2 separate regions of the Homo sapiens genome follow, and region 2 is linked to region 1. Evidence: read pairs that join two places in POLR2A ChIA-PET (ENCODE). Cell type or tissue: Panc1. All regions are shown on one strand. Links, peaks and the distances in the headings refer to the core of each region. The heading gives the core; the rest is flanking DNA. Region 1 overlaps SP2 (Sp2 transcription factor). Region 2 overlaps CBX1 (chromobox 1).

Region 1 (5,423 bases), core at 1-5,000:
TCCCATAAAGTTCTTACCAGGATCAACTGAGGTAATCAGTAAAGTGCTTAGTACTGTGCTTGGCATACCATGTCAGTGTTTGTTAAATAACTATGCTGACATGGCAAAAGTTATCAGGTTGTGTCATGCAATGACAACTATTCCTTTCCCATTACTTGGGGAAACAACAGTGATAACAGAATGGCTTGAAAATAATTTCCTATGTCGTCCCTAGATAGTCTGTAGCTTTTGCTCAGTGTGGCAGTTCCAGGAGTGTCAATGTTGCTAAAGCCGGTAGAGTGGGGGTGGGAGGAGAGGCAGGAATTTGACCTCTGTGGGTGGAGGGTCCCGAAGGCAGGGGGCTGACCTGTGTGGGTGCGAGCATGCCGTTGGAGCTCGTCACTCCGTGTGAACCTCTTCCCACAGAAGAACCAGTTGCAGACAAAGGGCCGCTCGCCAGTGTGCAGGCGCACATGGGCACGCAGCAAGGACGTCTTACGGAACGTCTTGCCACAGTCGGGGATGTGGCACACGTGCTTCTTCTTGCCCTGCTCTCCAGACCTGAGAATTGGGGTGAGGGTGGAGTGGAGGGAATAGGAAGAGGAGAGAAAAGCGGTAGAGGATGGGGCAGGAACAGGATGCAGTGAGGATGTGGGGTCAGGTCAGAGAGCACAAGGAGGCAGGGGGCAAGGTGGCACAGAGCTGCCAGCTCTTCCTTGCCTGGTCTGTGCCAGCTTGCAGCTCTGGACAACTGTCCAGGAGGGGCTTGGGGAACACAGGCCAGCCTTGTGGCTTGGGCCTTCTCCTTGAATTACCTCTTCTCCCCATCCTTGCAGTTGGGACACGTGCAGGCCATGCGGCGCCGCTTCTCCCCGGGCTGGGTCTCTCCGGCCAGGGCTTGTTCCATTTGCAGCTGGATCTGGGTGGGGCTCAGCCCACTGATGGTCAGGTTGTTCCCAGAAACATTCTGCACTGTCAGCTGCTGCTGCCCTGTGGGGACAAAGAGGGGCAGAGTTCAGGGTGAGGAAGCCTGAAACCTCGAGTCAACCCTTCTGCCCTTCTGCACATGACAAAGATGATAATCACAGCAGCTATTTTTGAGAGCCTGCTGTATGTTGGATATCATTTTAAGGACCTTTGTACAGGGACTCATTTAATCTCCATGACCCTATAAAATAGGTACTATCATCAGCACTTTACAGATGAAGAAACTGAGGCTCAATAACATATCAAGATCACACAGCTAGTAAGTGGTAGAACCCAGATCTGAACCCAGGAAGCCCATTTCAAAGTCAGTGCCCTGAACCACTGTACTATGTAGGCAGAATTTGCTTTAGAATATTGCCAACATGATTTCAGCTGGGAAGGGTCTTAAGACATTTCTTCCTGAATCTCCTCCAACCTTAGGCCCCTGTGAGATACCAACTCTGCTTTTAGGAAAGTCTCCAGGGATTTCTGTTAAAAAGACAAGAGGTCACAGGCTAGGTACAGTGGCTCATAGCTGTAATCCCAGCACTCTGGCAGGCAGGACAATTGCTTGGGCCCAGGAGTTCAAGACCAGCCTGGGCATATAGGGAGACCCCCATCTCTACAAAAAACTAAAAAATTGGCCGGGCATGGTGCTACATGCCTGTAGTCCCAGCTACTCAGGAAGAAGAAGTAGGAGGACTGCTTGAGCCCAGGAGGCTGAGGCTGCATTGTCATGATCGTGCCACTGCACTTCAGCCTGGATGACAGAGCGAGGCCCTGAGGCCATGTCTTAAAAAAAAAAAAACCAAAAAACACAAAAGAGGACACAGTTCTATGGGCTTTGGGAAAAATCAGATCCTCTAGGATGCCTTATCCTCTTGGGGGTCACCTCAAGAGGGAAAAGCAAATGTGTTAAAGTGCTAAACATTCATTAAGGATGGGCTGGGCACGGTGGCTCACACCTGTAATCCCAGCATTTTGGGAGGCTGAGGCGGATGGATCACCAGGTCAGGAGTTCAAGACCAGCCTGGCCAAGACGGTGAAACCCCATCTCTACGAAAAATACAAAAATTAGTCGGGCGTGGTGGTGGGCGTCTATAATCCCAGCTACTCGGGAGGCTGAAGCAGAGATCGCACCACTGCACTCCAGCCTGGGCGACAGAGTGAGGCTCTGTCTCAAAAAAAAAATTCATTAAGGATGAAGAGAAATTCAGAGAGCTCCCCCTACATAAGGAGCCATTTTTGCTAGGTTGCTCCAATTTTTCCTTTGGTTATTTGCAAGGCTGGTTTCACAGCATAAATCTCACCACTGAACTGAAGTGCAGCACAAACTATTCTGACTGCCAGGGCTCCCTTCTTTTCTTCCAACCTTAACGCAAGGCTTTCTCCTTCAAGAAGCCGTCTTTGCGTTTGGATGTCAGTTGGAAAGTTTTCCGAGTACATCTATCTTCTCTGTCTTCAGCTGTCAGATGGGGACATGTGCCTTAAACTATCTCTGAGTGCTATTGTAAGGACTAGGTGAGAAGCTGCAGGTGGACGTACCCTTAAGCTATGATGGACAGCATCCTCACTATTGTTACTGGAAATCCCGGGGCCAGCCCATAGTTTCCACCTGCTAGGAGCAGGTACCACTGCCAACACCCTGGCCACAGGGGCCATCCTCACCGCCTGTGTTGGTGATGGTGACAGGCACGCCCTGGACCTGGACACCATTGATGTTGATGGTCTGCATTGCCTGGGCAGCTGCCGCCAACTGGGCTGCATTCAGGCTGATGATGCTCCCGGCTGGGGCAATCTTTGGCAGGGGACGCTCTTTTCGGAGAATTGCAGCTGAGTGCTTTTTGCTGGTCCCACTCAGATGGGGAGCACGGGATGCAGGGCTGCTACAGGTGGTGTTAGAGGTGGCTGCAGCTGTTGCTGGGGGGCTGTCCTGGACAAGGACTGTCTGCACCTCACCGGAAGGCGTGCGGATGTAGACCTGGGAGGGGCCAGAGAAAAAAAATCAGTGCCTGGAAGAGACTAGGTTCCTGGGGCCTTCAAATGTCCCTGCCCAAGTGAGAACTGGGGGCGCCTGTCCACTAAAAGTCTCTTCAATTCACCCAAACCTACATTTATACACAGCTAATGCTCGACAAATGGCTGCTGGCATCCTATACTAAGCTGGCGAATGTTGACTATTGATTTGAAACCAAACGTTGAATTTACTTAGCATGGAAAAAGTAATTGCCAAGAATCAGAATTGGAGATTTAGAAGGCAGTGCACTGTGAATGACCATCAAACAAATGACACAGGTTCACTTTAGTTTTTAAGAGCCACATTTTAGAGCCCAGGAATTCCAGGTTTTCATAAGCTATGATTCCTCTACTGCACTTAGCCTGGGTGACAGAGCAATACGCTGTCTCAAAAAAAAAAAAGTTTCTGGTCTTTGTTATCAGAAAAAAAAAAAAGAGCCACATATTAATGAAAAACAACTTTTCTCCAATTCAGATTGACAAACATGGAAAATAAAATATGCTCATTGTTGGTGAGACAGCAGGAAACAGACACTTGTATATTAGGAGTGGAAGTATGATGTGGGCTAAACTTGCTGGAAGGAAATTTGGGGATATGTATCAAAAACCTTAAAAATACGCAAATTAGAGGCTGAGCAGGACAAGGAGGGCATTTGTAGCGGGGAGGAGGGTGTCCGTGGTGGGTAGGGAATGGCGGTGGCAGGCTGAGGAGGGTGTCTCTATGGGAGAGCTAATGGCTGTGGGAGACTGGCTGCATACCGAGGACTTATCCAGAAAGGAAGCATGTTAAGGATAATAGGAGTGAGGGCTCTCACTGTCACAGAAGGGAGTTATGGAAAGGGAGAAGGCTAGACGGAACACTGTGGTGCTAGATGGGAATTAGAGACATTGGTGGAAACTCATGGGTTTCAATATATATAGACAGAGAAATATAGATTCAAATGTGTGTATATGTGTATGTGTATACATGTGTGTGTGTCCTTATATAAGTTTATCTACATCTATCTACGTAGACATTGCATAGGTATGTCTATTTATATATACTTCCTAGCTGTGTCCATTGAGAAGGGCTGGGACCAGCCATGCCCAGTAGCAATGAGCTTACCTAGCACCCAGGCCTTAGCTTGTAACTCACATGCTCCACTAAAAGGAACCCAGGCTCCTTGGAGAAATAGCTGATTCCAGGGTTGGGGCAGGGAAGGTACAAGGAAAGCTTGGAACACTTGCACCAGAAAGTAAAGAAATGCTTACAGAATGGTGGGGACTTGAAAAGATACAAGCCAGCTTAAAGGGGCACCCACTGGCCAAATCTAGGTCAATGAAAACATCAAAATAATCTTAACAGATTATAACCCAGTGAATAAAACAGGAATCTGGCTGGGTGCAGTAGTTCACGCCTGTAATCCCAGCACTTTGGGAGGCCAAGGCAGGCGGATCACTTGAGATCAGTGGTTCAATACCAGCTTGGTCAACTTGGTGAAACCCCGTCTCTACTGAAAATACAAAAAAAATTAGCCGGGAGGGATGGCGCACGCCTGTAATCCCAGCTACTGGGGAGGCTGAGGCAGGAGAACTGCTTGAACCTGGGAGGTGGAGGTTGCAGTGAGTCGAGATTGTGCCACTGCACTCCAGCCTGGGTGACAGAGCGAGACTCCATCTCAAAAAAACAAAAAAGCAGCAATCCGTGAGTCCATAATGACATAAATAAATAAATGGGGGAGGAAGACAATGACAGAATTAAAAAGAGGCAATCACATCCTTCAATGAGAGGAACCAGGAATCTGAGAAGAAATGGTTGACCCTAAGGCTGAGGTTGGGAAAATATAAGGAATGAAGTTCAGACACATGCTACAACAGGATGAACCTTGAAACATGCTAAGTGAAGGAAGCCAGTCACCAGACACATGCTACAACATGGATGAACCTTGAAAACATTACAAATAGACCAGTAGTTGTCAGGGGCTGCAGAGAGGAGGAAATAAATGGGGAGTGATGGCTAAAGGGTAGAGAGTTTCTTTTTGGGGTGATGAAAATGTTCTAAAATTATATAGAGGTAATGGCTGCACAACTCTGTGAATATACTAAAAATCACTGAATTGTATACTTTAAAAGGGTAAGTTTCATAGTATGTGAATGTTTCAGTAAAGCTGATTTTATAAAAAAAAAGAATGAGAGCCTGTCAGAGGGATATAAGAGCCAACCTGAAGGCTGGGTGTGGTGGCTCGAGCCTGTAATCCCAGCACTTTGGGAGGCCGAGGCGGGTGGATCATAAGGTCAGAAGTTCGAGACCAGCCTGGCCAAGATGGTAAAACCCCGTCTCTACTAAAAAAATACAAAAATTGGCCGGGTGCGGTGGCTCATGCCTGTAATCCCAGCACTTTGGGAGGCTGAGGCGGGCGGATCACAGAGTCAGGAGATCGAGACTACCCTGGCTAACATGGTGAAACCCCATCTCTACTAAA
Region 2 (5,325 bases), core at 12-5,011, 150 kb before region 1:
AAGTGGAAGGGATTCTCAGAGTAAGTTTCACTGACACAGGTAAATGTAGCCACCACGTGTTTATCAGGAGTCTAGAGATGTATGAGACCTCCAGTGCTATGATGGATACAGTGTGACTCAGTCCCCACCTTCATGGCTTATTGTTTAATTAGGAATATGGCCTACTGCTTATAATACAAAGCAGAATGACTTCTTTTTAAAAATTATTTCTTTTGAGACGAGGTCTCGCTCTGTCACCCAGGCTGGAGTACAGTGGTGCAGTCATAGCTCGCTGCAGCCTCAACCTCCCAGGCTCAAGGTATCCTCCCACCTCAGCCTTCTAAGTAGCTGGTACCACAGGCATGCACCACCATGTCTCGCTTAGTTGCCCAGGTTTGTCTCTTAACTCCTGGCCTCAAGCAGTCCTCCCACCTGGGCCTCCCAAAGTGTTGGGACTACAAGCATGAGCCACTGTACCCAGCCCATAGTGATTGCTGAGAAACAGTTTTGTGTGTGGCTACAGACCAATTTAAATTGACAAATAAAAGTCATTTGCCTTTGAAGGAAGCCAGTTTCTTAGCTTTCTATTTATACTAAAAAGCTTCCCCATTCCCCAAGAATTTCAGCTTTTCCATAGACATCTGAGGTCTTGTCCTCTTACGATTATCCTTAGTATGAGTATACTTATTTGAGTGAAAGTGTGACTTGCTGTGCCCTCTGGTTTCAGTGAGGACAACACATGGGAGCCAGAAGAGAACCTGGATTGCCCCGACCTCATTGCTGAGTTTCTGCAGTCACAGAAAACAGCACATGAGACAGATAAATCAGAGGGAGGCAAGCGCAAAGCTGATTCTGATTCTGAAGATAAGGGAGAGGAGAGCAAACCAAAGAAGAAGAAAGAAGAGGTAAGAATAGAAGTAAGAATTTTTACTAGCCCACAATTCAAACTACTGTCAAAGTAGTTTTGTTCTGCTTCTTCCCTGATATTAGCAGCTGTCTCTTCTTAGTCCTGAAATCTTAGGTAGGCTAATGCCTACAAAGTGAGAGTGTACTGTCATGAAGCCACATGATCTCTTACTTTTTATCCATGGTACAGGAGCAGTAAATGGAAAACTTGCTGGGGACAGATATAAGGGCAAGTGAATTCATTCTTGTAAAAAATAGTTTTCAATATTTAATCATTAAAGGTGTGAGGTGGCTATTTTGACTTAATCAGTATCTTAAAGTAAGTTGTTTTTTGAGAGTGAAGAGATAGTTGTAAACATTGATTTTGCTTGGGCTGTATGTCCCTTTTCACATAGGGAAAATCTCATGCGCTTCAGACATTGATGAATAATCACTCCAAAGGATTCTAACAGCTCTCTTACTTGAGCCAAGGTATTGGTGAAATATTGGCAAAAGAGTTTGTGATTGGGCCGGGCACGGTGGCTCACACCTGTAATCCCAGCCCCTTGGGAGGCCGAGGCGGGCGGATCACAAGGTCAGGAGATCAAGACCATCCTGACTAACACGGAGAAACTGGGTCTCTACTAAAAATACAAAAAATTAGCTGACGTGGTGGCATGTGCCTGTGGTCCCAGCTACTTGGGAGGCTGAGGCAGGAGAATCACTTGAACCTGGGAGGCAGAGGCTGCAGTGAGCCGAGATCGCACCACTGCACTCCAGCCTGGGCGACAGAGTGAGATTCCGTCTCAAAAAAAAAAAAAAAGAGTTTGTGATTACATTAATCAGAGACACAGGAATGGTTCCAGTCTGGATAATAGTCCCATATAGATAAAATTGTTCTACCCATCTTGTTTTTACAGTCAGAAAAGCCACGAGGCTTTGCTCGAGGTTTGGAGCCGGAGCGGATTATTGGAGCTACAGACTCCAGTGGAGAGCTCATGTTCCTGATGAAATGGTGAGTCGGCCAGTGGCTCTGTGTGGTTGTTTTTTTTCTTCTCCCATTGGTTTCATGCCAGAGGAAAAGAGCTGGACCTTCGAAATTCCAATCACCCAAGTGTGAAATTGTTAAGATGGCATAGTCCTTCGATAGTGACCCTCGGCCTGACTGCCACCCTGGACTCATGAGTTACAGGTAGGAGCCCTTAGGAATCTTGGGTCTTTGCCCATATTTTTAGGAGGTGGGAGACAATCTAGAGTGGAAAGAGTGTGGGAAGGAATTACATTTCACTTCTGTAAATAAAGGGGGAGAAAATGAAATGTGATTGGACCACCCTCTCCTTCTACCACCTCCTTAATAAAGATGAGGCTGGCCCCAGAATCAGAAATTCTGCTAAATTCTCAGGGTTAGGAAAGAATCTGTAGTTCTTCCTTTTGTCCTTAATTGTTGGATCCCTTTCAATTTGTGCAGATTCTACAATTACAGGATCAGCCAGCAGGGGTCAGCAAGGCTCCTTAACTGCTATCAAGCATAGAGCAAGCCTGCTTTTTTCCATTATGAGTATAAATACCAGTGATAGTAATACTCCATGAAACAGCCTAATGAAGATAGTTATCCCAACAATCTCTGTAATTTTCCTACTCTGTCAAAAGAAGGCCATTCTTCCTATTTCTTGCTCATTCTCCCCACAAAGTGGATCTCAATGATTGTATTTAAAATTTGGAAGGAATAATTCTAAGCCATTGCCAATGAAGGCAGCATTCTAGAAACTTTGTCCTTTAAAACACACACACACACACACAGTCTATGGAGCTTTGTCCTTTTGTCAGTCCAGAACTTACTCTGAAACTCGTGTCTGTACTAATTATCCTCTTTTACAGTATGGCTGGAGGGGCCTAACTTTAGCACCACTGAAAGCCAGAGTCACAACTAACTAACCTATTCTCTTCTATGTATTCCCTAGGCAGTTACTGGAGCTGCCCCTCTTTTAGCTGATTTATTGTTAACCTATAAGAGAAAAGTTCATTTTTAAGATGCTGCTTATTGGGTGGGAGAAGTTATACTGTGAGTTACTCAGTTTAGCTAGAATATACTTTTTCTGCATGTGACCAGTGTGAGTTACAGTAGTATCTCCATATTGCTTAAGATTGTACTCCTTTGGTTGACTCACTACTGTCTTTTTTTTTTTTTTTTTTTTTGAGACAGTCTCACTCTTTCGCCCAGGCTGGAGTGCAGTGGCACGATCTCAGCTCACTGCAACCTCCGCCCCTCCGGGTTCAATGATTCTTCTGCCTCAGCCTCTCAAGTAGCTGGGATTACAGGCATGTGCTACCACGCCTGGCTGATTTTTGTATTTTTCATAGAGATGGGGTTTCACCATGTTGGCCAGGCTGGTCTCAAACTCCTGACCTCAGGTGATCCACCCACCTCAGCCTCCCAAGGTGCTAGGATTACAGGCGTGAGCCACTGCACCTGGCCGACTCACTGCTGTCTACAGGTTAAAACTGGATTTGATTATAAGACAAAGTACATTTTAAAAAGTTATTTTACTGGAGAATAGAGATTTTTGTATATTTCTAAAAGTAGTAAATATTTCTGGGGAGTGAAATGACTAAATTTAACTCAGAGGGTGTTGTTCAGCTGTCAGCAAATGGCAGCATGCTTCAGATTCCCATTTCCCTCCCATTCTCTTGGGTCCATTGTTCAAAAACATACATTATCAGCTTACTCTTCTGCTCTATGGGACTATGTGGCTCTGATTTCCTGTTATTAAGGTTCTAGAGATTTGGGGTGGTGCTTTGTCAGAGATGTCATCAGGTGTCTCCTGCTTGCTTTACGCTACTGCTTCTGTCTAGGACATTCCTAATAACCTGAAGATAAGAGTTTGTTTTTTTTTTAAATGAGACAGAGTCTCGCTCTGTCACCCAGGCTGAAGTGCAGTGAGGCGATCTCTGTTCACTACAACCTCCACCTCCCAGGTTCAAGCGATTCTTGTGCCTCAGCCTCCCGAATAGTTGGGATTACAGGCGCACGCCACCATGCCTGGCTAATTTTTGTATTTTTAGTAGCAACACGGTTTTGCCATGTTGACCAGGCTGGTCTTGAACTCCTGGGCCTGCCCACCTTGGCCTCCCAAAGTGCTGGGATTATAGGCGTGAGCTACTGCTCCCTGCCTAAGAGTTTACTCCTAATTCCCTTATAATGTGTATGATTTTCAAATTTTGAAAACTTTTTTTTTTTGAGACAGAGTCTCACTCTGTCGCCCAGGCTGGAGTGCAGTGGCATGATCTCGGCTCACTGCAAGCTCTGCCTCCCAGTTTCACGCCATTCTCCTGCCTCAGCCTCCCAAGTAGCTGGGACTACAGGTGCCTGCCACCACACCAGGCTAATTTTTGTATTTTTAGTAGAGACAGGGTTTCACCGTGTTAGCCAGGATGGTCTCGATCTGACCTCGTGATCCACCTGCCTCGGCTTCCCAAAGTGCTGGGATTACAGGTGTGAGCCACTGCGGCCAGCCACTTGAAAACATTTTAAAATTCAGAAAACTACAGCTCCCTCATTTTCTACTCCCGATGTTGAAACATCATTTCAAAGCACCTGGAAGTTATGCGAGGATAGCATTTGGAAGTGTCAGTGTAATTACGATTATGCAAAAAGTGTCCATCTTCATTTGCTCTGGCCAATGCCAGATGTGGTATTTAATCCTATTACGGGCCGGGCGAGGTGGCTCATGCCTGTAATCCCAACACTTTGGGAGGCTGAGGCAGGTGGATCACCTGATGTCAGGAGTTCAAGATGAGCCTGGCCAACATCTTTAGTAGAGATGGCAAAACCCCATCTCTACTAAAAATACAAAAATTAGCTGGGTGTGGTGGCGCACACCTATAATTCCAGCTATTAGGGGAGGCTGAGGCAGGAAAATCGCTTGAACCCAGGAGGTGGAGGTTGTGGTGATCCGAGATCATGCCACTGCACTCCAGGCTGGGCAACAGAGTGAGATTCTGTCTCAAAAAAAAAAAAAAAAAAATCCTATTACAAAGCCAAGATTTCTCCATGGGTTCTTATCAGCTGGGATATGGCTTTTGGAGGAGTGTGGTAACTTCTCTTCCCTCAGAGAATCTAGGTATCCTCTCTTCCCTCAGAGAATCTAGAGAGTCATGCTTTTTGGGGCCTTGCCCAGATGTTCAGATGTGATTGGTTAAGTCCATTGACCTGGCTTTTGACATACACGAATCCCCAGAGGGAATTTTCAACAGGAGAGTTAACTCTGAGGATGTCACTTGACATACAATTGCCAGTAAATGCTGCTTGGGCCACGTTTTCATTGTTCCCTAGCCTATTTTTCTAAAATTACCATTTTTAAAGCACTGTCCCCTGGGTTATCCAACTTAGGATAGACCACCAGCACCTGGTCTCAAAGTCTCTCTTTGCTTTATTCTGCAGGAAAAACTCTGATGAGGCTG

Evidence for each region. Peaks named below come from ENCODE experiments on the same cell type or tissue, not always from the same donor. Only the 100,000 strongest peaks of a DNase experiment are listed, where the experiment ranks them.
Region 2: POLR2A ChIA-PET joins it to region 1 with 7 read pairs; 2 of 35 experiments call an interaction of 5 or more read pairs at or near these places.

Annotation. Positions count from the first base shown.
Region 1 is chr17:47,920,465-47,925,887 of GRCh38, reverse strand. It overlaps SP2 (Sp2 transcription factor), which reads right to left. Exons shown (of 7, transcript NM_003110.6): 4 at 2,614-2,926; 5 at 795-969; 6 at 347-540. All of the region lies in intron 1 of SP2-AS1 (SP2 antisense RNA 1), which reads left to right. Among named protein-coding and RNA genes, the nearest start is that of SP2-AS1, 18 kb to the left of the region's middle. In Panc1, for the core only: no CTCF peak of the experiment used is centred there; no DNase peak of the experiment used is centred there.
Region 2 is chr17:48,071,560-48,076,884 of GRCh38, reverse strand. It overlaps CBX1 (chromobox 1), which reads left to right. Exons shown (of 5, transcript NM_001127228.2): 2 at 1-20; 3 at 707-884; 4 at 1,785-1,879; 5 at 5,306-5,325. Among named protein-coding and RNA genes, the nearest start is that of NFE2L1, 26 kb to the right of the region's middle. In Panc1, for the core only: CTCF peaks have their summits at 2,135 and 2,349 (motif pointing right); a DNase peak (open chromatin) is centred at 2,354; H3K27ac peaks cover 291 bases.